2 separate regions of the Homo sapiens genome follow, and region 2 is linked to region 1. A link is a contact called in ENCODE POLR2A ChIA-PET data. All regions are on one chromosome and are shown on one strand. Each heading gives the region's core, a stretch centred on a gene start or an enhancer-like site at or near the end of the contact. The rest is flanking DNA. Distances are from core to core; before and after follow the strand shown.

What was found. ChIA-PET counts read pairs that join two places held with the same protein, here RNA polymerase II (POLR2A).
Region 2: POLR2A ChIA-PET joins it to region 1 with 12 read pairs in GM12878. The contact joins the promoter of STAT5B here to the promoter of PIGS in region 1. POLR2A ChIA-PET finds 5 or more read pairs at or near these places in 2 of 52 experiments (A673 and GM12878).

What each region holds. Positions count from the first base shown.
Region 1 is chr17:28,569,976-28,575,772 of GRCh38, forward strand. It overlaps PIGS (phosphatidylinositol glycan anchor biosynthesis class S), which reads right to left and starts at 1,549. Exons shown (of 12, transcript NM_033198.4): 1 at 1,488-1,549; 2 at 1,074-1,213; 3 at 877-988. The coding sequence starts at 1,521. ALDOC (aldolase, fructose-bisphosphate C) reads right to left here. Exons shown (of 9, transcript NM_005165.3): 2 at 5,446-5,569; 3 at 5,148-5,359; 4 at 4,977-5,031; 5 at 4,721-4,881; 6 at 4,519-4,602; 7 at 4,092-4,266; 8 at 3,760-3,959; 9 at 3,145-3,646. The coding sequence starts at 5,557. The coding sequence ends at 3,551. RefSeq lists a silencer at 893-1,089 and enhancers at 1,070-1,189, 1,880-1,929.
Region 2 is chr17:42,272,563-42,277,983 of GRCh38, forward strand. It overlaps STAT5B (signal transducer and activator of transcription 5B), which reads right to left and starts at 3,829. Exons shown (of 19, transcript NM_012448.4): 1 at 3,686-3,829. RefSeq lists a silencer at 3,462-4,071.

The sequences.
Region 1 (5,797 bases), core at 299-2,798:
TACACATCCTTTAAAAATCCGACTTAAGAATTACATCTCTCAAAACTTTCTCTGCCTTTCTTTCCTCCCAGATGGTTAATACTCTTTACTAAGTGCAATCTCTGTTTCTTGTATACTTCTACTGTAATTTATTTTATCTTTCTCCCCTACCTATGAACATCTTGAAACCATTATCAATTTCTTATTCATTCCTAAATTCTTGGTACCTAAAAAAAAGTACCCCAGTAAAGTGTTTAATGTTAAACTGAATAGGGGCTGGGCGCGGTGGCTCACGCCTGTAATCCCAACACTTTGGGAGGCTGAGGCATGCGGATCACCTGAAGTCAGGAGTTCGAGAGCAGCATGGCCAACATGGCATAACCCCGTCTCTACTAAAAATACAAAAATTAGCTGGGCGTAGTGTCGCGCGCCTGTAATCCCAGCTACTCGGGTGGCTGGTGCAGAAGAATCGCTTGAACCCAGGAGGCAGAGGTTGCAGTGAGCCAAGATGGCGCCACTGCACTCCAGCCTGGGCGACAGAGCGAAGCTCCGTCTCAAAATATAATAAATAAATAAACAAACAAACTAAATAGGGCCTATATGCAAATCCAATTTAATTTCAAACTCTGTGTTCTTTCCACTATATCCCACCTCTTCCCCTATACCCTGATGGGCATCAACTGCTTCCGATTAGGTAGCCTGTCTTACGAGTAAAATTGCTATTTAGTGACTGTGAATTTGAAAGTAGTTTTTTTCTGACCAAACACACTGTTCATTCAGAGGTCTTTCAACAGTAAGTTTTTAACTGCGTTTATGGTACACCCCCGCTCCTCCCACCCAACTCAGCTCTGAACTGAGCTCAGAGGCGAAAAGCAGCCCTGATCCCCAGTAACTCACATTTCAGAGGAATCTCTCTTTCATGCACAACGGTGAAGGGCAGCTTCTCCTGGTCGTCCAGGGGCACTGACTCCCGCGTAAACACGACAGTGACAGGCACCATGAGGCGGAGCTACAGGAAGGAGCATCAGGGCCGTCACTGAGTCTCCACCTTGCCGGGGGGGCTGTCCCCCGACCCTCCCGCACAGCAGTCTCACCTGAAGGGCATTCAGGCCACTGATCTGGGAGTAAGGCAACGAGGCCCGGTAGGTCTCCGTGGTCTTCCACCAGAGCGGTAGCCCCAGCACGATGGCCACCGCAGCGAAGAAGAGGGCGGCGCGCTTGCCCCGGGCCACCTCTGAGGGCATGGGGAACCGACTGAGGCGCTGGAAACGGGCTAGGGTACCGGCCCCATCCCCGACGCGGAGAAGCCCCAACCACCGGCCTCCAGGGGCCCGCGTTCATTGGGATCTCCGTGCGAAGGGACCCGGCCCAAGCCTGAAGGGAATCTCGTCTGAAGAGACCCCCGAGCCCCCCGTCCGCGGGACCTCTCGCACACCACAATCCCCACCCCTGCTATTCCTCCCTTGCCATCAGCTAGCTGCAGGCCCCCCACCCGAAGCCCACCGCACCTAGGTGTGTAGCCGCAGCCCCGGCGGCCGCCATGCTAGCTTCCGGCTGCTCCGGCCACCGTGGGGGCAGAGCTTCGTGAGCCTCACCCAATCGGAATCTCTGCAACGAGGGGGCAGGACCGCGGCGGTGATCGGGGCCAATCGCGAGCGCTACTCCAGACCCGCAGACGGGAGCAAGCGGGCGAGGGGTGGGAGGGCTCCGCTGGGAGCTTCGCTGGGGATCTGAAAGGAAGTCACCCGGGCGCGGAGGGACAGCCTAGGGGCCGTGCGGGTTTCGGCGCTGCTGGAACGAAGTTCCCCGCTTCCCTGTAGAACACACTTCTAGCCCCGCAATCAAGAGCGCAACCTCTGCAGTCCTTAAATACTAGCTGGGCAACTACAGGCAGCTCCGAGGCTCATCTGAAAATGGAGATATTTACATAAATGAGGCCGTTCTTGTAAGGAGCCTGGCACACGGAAAGCCCTCAACGTCAACTGTCACGGTCTTATTATCCTTATCGTAGAACTCCTCTTAGGGTGCCCTCTCCTCAAAGCCTCAAACACGGAGGTAGCAAGCTAGTATGTTTTAGCACAATTGGCTCTCTCGCTATTTTAAAATACGTTTTAATTCATTTCCAACTTGGAAAACTCAGAATACTTCACTTAAAAATCTTGAAAAGTCATGAGCCCAGACTCTAGATGCTGATCACTGCGGTTCAAATCCTGGCTTCATCACTTATTAGGTGAGTGATCGTGAGAAGATCGTTCTGTGCCTATCTGTGCCTGTTTTCTCTATTAAAATAGGGATGATAGTAATAGTACCTACTTTATAGAGTTGTATGAAATGTGTCAGTACATATAAAGTGATTAGAACAGGGTTGGTGCTATGTGCAAGCTATTTTTGTTATTATAAAGTCAGGCCACACAGGGTGGAGCATTTGTAGCCTCCCCAGTTGACACAGAACACACGCAGCTTGTTATCTCTTCTTTTTATCTGCTTAGACCCAGGTTCTCAGCCTACCTCACAACCCAGCCCAGTGGTTAAAGTTCAGCATCAGGCCTCACCAGAGCTGTCCTTACCCAGACCCTCCAATTGGCTCCCTTTGTGCCCACTTCTACCCCAAATGAAAATGGGCCATAGCCCTTGGCAACCTCCTAGATGCCCTGCTCAGCCCTGGCAGCCCGCAGAGCCTTGGTTTTCCTCTTTGGGCGGGAGTCCAGGTGCTCGCTTGCCCTTACTGGTGTGGCTCACCCTAGTGGAAGGTACCAGGTCCCAGCTGGGCTTAACACTGCGAGATGGGAGAGACTCCCACCCACTCTTATCCCAGCCTGTCTTGCTGCCTCCCTGCTTTGAGCCTTGCACAAATCTGCCTTCAGGAGTTGCCAGTTTGGCCTCACTCCATACTTCTGTAGCTGCAGCCCAGTGCCACTGATGTGGCAGTCCCTAGAAGACTTGCAGTCTTCCTCATTGCCCCACTCCAGACTTGGACATCAAGAGAGCAAGAGCCTGAGCTGGGGATGGTGACTGCATGTGCCCTTCCTCCATAACTTGAAGCCCAGTAAGACTCAAATCCCACCCTCTCCACCTCCAGAGTCAGAGGGCCCAGAGATAGAATTAGCAGAGATCAGAAACTGGGAGGTGGGAATTTGATGTGTAAAACAGACAGGCAAAGTAGAATGTTTTGCTACCATTTATTTGCTGTATGGTATGTACTCAAGGCATGAGTCAGGGCTTCTGTACTACCCTCTGATCCCAGGAGACAGGGCAGGCAAGAAGGAGAGCCCAGGGAGAAGCTACCTCATCATGGGAAAATTGTGGGAGCTGGAAGAGGTAGGGGGAGACCCAGCCATCCTGTTCTGACTTCTAGCAATTTCTTCTGCCCTCAGTCATGAGGGGCTCCCTATCCTCCCATCCTATGGTCCCAGGTGCAGCAATGAGAGAGGGGAAGGGAAGAGAGAAAGGAAGACAAGTTGGTGCCAGGTGAAGGCATCTCTGCTCTGCATAGCTATTTGGCCCTGGCCATGACTACAAGCAAAAGTGGGTGCAGATGGCTGGGCCAAGGGCTGTGGTATGGAGTGGATACTCAGTAGGCATGGTTGGCAATGTAGAGTGACTGTGCTGCTGCTCCACCATCTTCTCCACTGCCTTCATACTTGCCCTGGGCTGCAAGCCCATTCACCTGCAAAAGGGAGCGTGGAGTAAGCAGGCTGAGCCAGCCCACAGGTGCCAAGCCCTGCCCAGGCTATAGCCTCTGGGTGCTGCCCCCACCCACCACCACCTGTAGCTCCCAACCTCAGCCCGCTTGATGAACTCCTCAGTGGCAGCCCCAGCATTGTCCCGTTGCCCTCGCCAGGCATTGAGTGCAGAGGCTTGCAGGGCACGCCCATAGGAGAAGGTAAGCGCCCAGGGTCGGGGAAGGGGGCAGCGGTTGATGGCATTGAGGTTGAATGATGCCTCTTCTTCGCTCTGACCCCCAGACAGGAAGGTCACTCCTAGTGTGGAGGAGAGAAGACAAACTGACTGGTCACTCCCAATTTTTCCAGGATAGGGAACCCCTGAAGGCCACAAGAAGGACCTGAAGATGGGCCTTAGGGATAGGAGCAGGTTAGGGAGCTGGGTAGTACCTGGGACAGCTGGGGGCACAGTGCGACGCAGGGCAGTGACAGTTGCCATGGCAATCTCCTCTGGGGTATACTTGATGGGACAGGCATGGCCCGGGGTCACCATGTTGGGCTTGAGCAGGGTCCCCTCCAGGTATACATGATGGTCACTCAGGGCCTTGTACACAGCAGCCAAGACCTGGGTGGGGATTAGAGGAGGTTTACTAAGGGTCTGGGCCCCCACTGGTTACTGCTCGATGCTCCCTATGTAGGGGTAGATGGGCACAGACTGTGAGGGCTCAGTACAGGCTCAGATCACAGGCCTGTGCCGGGATGAAGTGAAAAAGTGCTAGGGGAAAGTGTGCCTGGATCTAAGCTGGGGGTTCTGGGGAACAGACACTCCTGCCGAGCTGTCCCTGCAGTATGTTTGTGTGCCCAGGTGTGGACTCACCTTCTCTGTAACATACTGACAACGTTTGAGGTCGTGGTCTCCATCAGGCAATATTTCAGGTTCCACAATAGGCACAATGCCATTCTGCAGGCAAGAGCAGAGATGCTTGGGAGGGGCAGTAGGGGAGATGAAGAAAGCCTTGTGACTCTCTCCCCACCAGGCATACAGGGCACCTAGCTCACCACCCTCCCAACACACACACCTGCTGGCAGATACTGGCATAACGGGCCAGCACGTTGGCGTTCTCCAGAATGGCAAGTGCAGAGGGTGTACGCTCACTGATTTTCAGCACACAGCGCCACTTGGCAAAGTCAGCACCATCCTTCTTGTATTGGGCACAGCGTTCTGAGAGCCCATCCAGCCCTGCAAGCACAGTGCCAACCTCATTACTCTGCCCCTCTTTTACCAGCATCAACTATCTAACACCTCTTTGGTCCTCAAGCCCACCCATCCTATACCTTGAGTGGTGGTTTCTCCATCAGTCCCAGCTAGAGGCACCACACCCTTGTCAACCTGTAGAGGAAGTACAAGCAGAGGGTTGAATCCAGGCAGGATTCTCCTTGCTACCCCTCCTACACAAGCTTATTTTCACACCCAGCTTCCATTCAGAGCAGGGCCAGGGGCTGCACCTTGATGCCCACGACGATGCCCTTATCCTGGATGGTTCGGACGAAGGGAACACCATTATCATCTTTCTGGTAGAGGGTCTCATGGAAGAAAATGACGCCTCCAATGCACTTTTTCACACGGTCATCAGCACTGAACAGGACCTGGCGGTACAGCCGGCGGTTCTCCTCTGTGTTTTCCACCCCAATTTGGCTCAGCCGCTTGGCCATGCTGCCTAGGGGCAAACAAAGAGAGGCAGTGAGAACATCCCCAGGGTCCCCTAGCCACCTGTACCCTACCTGGCTACAGATGTCCACTTACCTACAGACTCATCCGCAGCCAGAATGCCTTTGCCCGGGGCTACAATCCGCAGGGCAATGTCAGACAACTCCTTCTTCTGCTCAGCAGAAAGGGCTGGGTACGAGTGAGGCATGGTGACAGCTCCCTGGAGTGGAGACAAGATAAAAAAGCCAGACCTCACCCTCTGCTGCCTCTCCTGGCCAGATGGGCCAAATGGCCTCCCCATCAAGCAAGGGGCTGGGAACAGGGCAGCAGTCCTTGGCATGAGTCCTGGGCATCAAGTGGCACCAGTCCTTCTGACAGCTAGCAAGCTTAGGGCTCCAGTTCCCACATCTCCTTTTGTCCCTGGTAGGCATCCTTCCCAGCCCTGGGG
Region 2 (5,421 bases), core at 2,579-5,078, about 14 Mb after region 1:
TTGCCTTCCCGATTGGGTATTCAGGCTTCACTCAGTAAAGCTGTCATGAAGTAGCGCAAAGGGTCAGAGACAAACCACATGGCATCTGATGTTTGTCTGTATAAGTTTAAAATAAAAATGTGACACTACAAGAAGGTTAACATGTGGACCTAATTTTGAAAATACAAACAGGAAGCACCCCCACCCCAATATTACCATTTAAAAAAAAAGGAAACCAAACCTCAAAGATACCTTCCAAGGAAGTGATGGGTGTGACCCAAACTAACAAAAGTAATAAAACGTCACTTCAACTCTGAAACCATCAAAAGTGAGGGTCTCATTCAACCAACTAAAAATCTAACACCTGTAAATTGCTCTTCTCTTTTGATTAGTAAAAACAGCATAGATTTAGATGTGCAAAATCTTCTCCAAACTGACATAGGCTTTTCAGTAGCAGAGGATCATCATTAATAAAACACCCAATGTCAAGATTTTACTTCAAATAAGGCCACTATAATTAACAGTGAATACAATTTTAAAAAGTATTTATCACTCTGATGCTTAGAACTTAAATTTAAGTACAAAAACTGTCTGATCAATGGAAACTAGATTGTTAAGTTTGACTTTCTTATTCCCAGAAATAAGCATAAAACTGTTGTGTTTCCAACACTGCAGGAGAAAAAAAAAAACTTCTGATTTTAGAAGAGTTCTATTCACAAAGCTCAGAATTAAAAACATTTTCTTCCTTTAAATACCACACATTTGAGGACAGCGATAGTGCAGAGCTAACTTTGAAGCATTATTTTTATTAAGTTGCACAGTTAAAGTATTTTGATACTTTGATATTTTATAGTATCAAAATAAAAGGATATTCTTCTCAAGAGTCCAGTAACCTGGAATTGCCAGATAGCTTTTTAAACGAATAAGTTTCAAATTATCAGAAAAATCATACAAACTAGGGTTATTTTGCTTCCTTTTGTAGGAATAATGCAGTAATCTGCACTCTTAACAGAAAGGGAAAAAATGTGTCACAGATAGAATGTCCAGAAATCTGTGAATAACTTTATGAGATACAGACATTTTTGTAGGGCACGAAAATAGTTAGGCTTCCTTCGATTCCACCTGTAACCTGCATCTAATCTTGAGCATGTTATTTACCTATCTATAACGTCTTCCTTTTACAATAAGACTACCTGTGTCACCTACCTACATAACAACAAGCCAAATAAACCACAACAAATGGATTCATAATATATAAGCCTAACAAAAATTACAGACAATTTGAATACTAACAATACTATGATTTGAAAAAACTCGACTTAAGTATCAAAAAGTAATAAATGGCAACTTTAGTCTTGATGTGGCTTTTACATATGTAAATGACATAAAAACAATCAAGAGAGGAAGAAAATGGAGATGAGATGAAAAGTCAGAGCAGGATAGGAAGTGTTGACCAAAATATTTATGTTGTAACACTCCAAACGATGATAGCACATTTTTCTCCTACAATCATACATACTATGAAGTACACACCTTAAATTTCTGAACACAATCCATATTAATATCCCGTGGGCAAAAAATACAAGCACCGAAAAGGTGAGAACTGATGAGAAGGTGGGATAGTTTACCTAGTTGGGTATATAGCAAAGATTATTTTGTGCAGAGTTTAGCTTCAAGTTATGCAATAACCAAACTACTGGTGATAGAAATCAACTTTTTTTTTCTGATGGTTTGCTTTACAAAAAAAAAAAAAAAAAAAAAAAAAACCTCTCCATTCCTTCCCTGTGTCTCAATCTGGAGCTTGAAATTTCATCTTCCAGAGGCTACAGTAGCAAACAAGTCATCTCCTAGATAACGCGCTTACCTGACCCAAGGTGTGGACTTGTTTGAATTAAACGTAACAGATACCACAAATTGTCACATAGGAAGTTTTTCTTAAAATCAGCAGCCCCTTCTCTTATTTAGCCATGTCCATTCTAACAACTGTGATCTTCCATGAGATGGAAACTGGTACCCAAATGAATAAACAAAACAACCCAAAGCCTTAAAATAAAATCAATCAATAAGATTCTCCCCATTTGAAGTGATCAGAACCACTCCAATATTTACAGTGTTACAAAATGAAATTTTAAAACATGAAAGGCACACTCAATAAAATACATCCTCACCTAGGAACTCACAGGCAATGAACATAACGCAATATAACATAAGCAAATGGACAACAATAGAATGTTGGGGAGAGAGGCACAGTTCTATTACCTTAATTGAAAGATAACAAAATTATTTGAAATAATGTAGACCCAACAGCTGAAAGCTTATTATGGCCCAGGCGGCTATCCAACAGCTTTGGAAACCTAAGATCCAAGCAGACCATAAACACCACTTGAAGACTGAAAAAAATGACATAAGCCCAAGTATGATATTCAGTGTCACGCTGGCCCTTTCAAAGGGCATTCCCTGAGGACACTGCAGAGAAAATGTATGGAATTGTATCTAGGCAAAGATCTGTATACTGCACGATGCTTTGGGAAGAGCACGAATCTCAGAGTCCTTGAAGTTTCAATCCCTGGATACTCAACAAACAGCCGTGTCACCTGAGCAGGCCACTTACTCCACCTATCTGGGCCTCAGTTTCCTCATTTGTACAATAAAAGAATGGCATCATCGCTGGGTTCCTTTCCAGCTCTAACATTCTTTGACCCACTTTTGGCACTATTTATTTGATACGAGGTATGGCGGGATCACAGGGACCAAGAAGAAAAGAACTGACTCTGGCTCTTTGGCAAAGAGAGAATCGGTATCTCTTTTAGTCTTTAAAATTCTTGTGCTTTTCATTAATCCCGTCTTTCTAAAAGCTGACACTTGGTTTTCTTCTTTGGCTTTTCCATCACTGCTGGCTACAAGTGTTTGCAACCGCCTCTTGCTCCGTGTGAGTTCTTTCCTCTTTGTTCACCCCGACCATCTTGCCAGATTCCTTTAGCCTCAGACCAGCTTTTGTGATACAACTCCCCTTCCGACTCTCCATATCTACCCCCCGACACCAGGAGCACTTTTAACCCTTTATCCCTGACTAGAAAGAAAAAGCACACTGCATCCCACGGCCACACGCACGAGCCCAGGCCTGGCGGGTCCTGATGTGGGATCCCGCCCCCCAGAGTCTTATCGAAACGTTCGTATTTGTTGTCTTGATTCCTTATAAGGCCCTGTTTCTTGAAGCTTTGCTAATACCCCCCACCGCACCAGGCACCCCCGCAGGCTCATCCCATCCCCGGAGTCCCGGGAACCTCTTTTGAAAGAAAGAAGTTAAAGCAAGGAAGACGGCTGGGGATATTCGGAATTGCAACGTGAAGGTGTGAGGCGGCTGACAGCAGCCCCCTGAGCTCCTATGGGGTCGGCGCGGGGTCCCCACACACCCACTCAGCACACGCGCACGCAGCCTTTAAAGCGCACGCCCCCCGCGGCGCCGCGGCGTTCGCAAGTCCCCCTCGCGCACCCCGCATTGCCCTCAGCCTCCCCGGCAGCCAACCCGGACCCCCTCTCCCCGCGCGCGCCCCTCGCCCAGCGCGCAACCACCGCGGCCCGGGAGTGATGGCGGCGGCGCGGCCCTGACGGGCGGCTGAGCGGCTGGAGCGCGGGCCCCGCCCGGGCTGGCTCCCCGGCCTGGCTCCCCCGGCCCCGGGCCCAGGGCTCGCCCCGCAGCTCCTACCTCGCTCGGCCCCTCGGGCGCCCGCGGCTGCTCCGGCCCAGCTGTCTGGCTTGCCCGCCCGCCCGCTCGCTCCCTCCCTCGGCCGGGCCGCCGCGCGGAGTTGCCTGCGCTGGGTCCCCGCCCGGGGTGACGGCTCCGGCCGCCGACTCTCCTCCCGCCGGGGCCCGCGGGGGCGCGCGCGCCGCTCACGCGCGGAGGCCCAGGGACGCGCGCCGCTGGCAACCCGGAGCGCGCCCCGCTTCCTGGTTCCGCCCGGCGCGCGCTCGCTAGCCCGCTGTCCCTCGCGCCCCCTCCGCGACCGCCCTTGAAGGACCCGGACCCCCTCGGCACACCCGAGGTGGCGGCGCGCTCGGCGGTGCCGGTGCCGGCGCCGCGCGCACCCCCTTTCTGCGGCGGTGGGGTGTCTTCCCGGCTCGGCTCCCTAGCCGACGCCGCACCGCAAGCACATGCTGCTTTGTTTGGGTTGGGTCGACCACCACTAGCAGGGCTAGGGCGCACTGTCGTGGTCGTTTTGGTTGGCCCCCTCCGCGGCCCGCCCACCTCTCTCCCTGGGAGCCCAGGCCCGCGTTCCGGGTCCTCTCCCGCCGAGGCCGAGGTCAGAAGTCCACAGGGGCCCCGATCAATAATTATCCTGGGTTTGCCCCCGGGAGGGCGTCTCAGCCAGGGCTCCTGCCGCCTGCATGGGCACGGCAGGAATTCACATTCGCCCAGGCCGAATTCACCTGTCCGAGTTCCAGGGTGAACCTACGGGGGACGGGGCGCCTGGGGCCGGTTCCCTTCCTGGGAAAATCTGGCTGGCTCCCACCAGTCAGAGCTGCGGGAGGGACTGCTCTCTCTAGAGAAGAAAGAATAAACAGGGTCATCTGTAGGATCCAGGGGAAGGGGGTCCCCCAGATCCTTTCCACGTGCTGAGGAGGGGGTTGCGGTTGTGGGAAGCCAGGCTGAGTCACCCACTCTCCTTTCCTCTGCTACGTCTATCTCCCGGAGCTGGCCAGCGGTTTCCCTGGCAACCCTCCAAGGGCTAGCACTAAAGCAAGACATAGGAAAGCTCCAGAAGCCAAGCTGCAGGGGCCAAAAGAGAGAGAAGGACCCCTCCCGCCCCCACTCAGACACACAGAGCTCCCCTGTGTGTATGCAAAACGTTCATGTCCAGAGATGGCCCAGAGCTGCAAGTTCTCCCATAGTCCTCCCTGGGCAGCTCTTTCCAGCGGCCTTCTCTTCACCTCCAGAATGACACCAGCCACAAAGGTCTCCAGCTGGTCAAAAAACCCTTCTCCGCTACCCAGGCCACTGCTGCAGTCCCATACTCTGGGCCAACACCTGGCACAGTGCTTTGCACAGAGTAGGTTCAGGGAGCTTGGAGGCCAGAGAAGGAAGCAGGAAGCAGGATGGATGCGCCAACCAACCCCGAGCTCTCTGGCAATCTCCCTGACAGTTACTGCCCATGATGTTTTGACACTCAGGTGCTCCATGTTCTCCATATTTCTCTTTTATCTTTTCTTTTTCTTTTCTTTTTTTTTTTTTTTGAGACGGAGTCTCTCTCTGTTGCCCAGGCTGGAGTGAAATGGTGCGGTCTCAGCTCACGGCAACCTCCACCTCCTGGGTTCAAGTGATTCTCCTTCCTCAGCCTCCTGAGTAGCTGGGATTACAGGCGCACACCACCACATCCGGCTAATTTTTGTATTTTTGTAGTAGAGACGGGGTTTCACCATGTTGGCCAGGCTGGTCTCGAACTC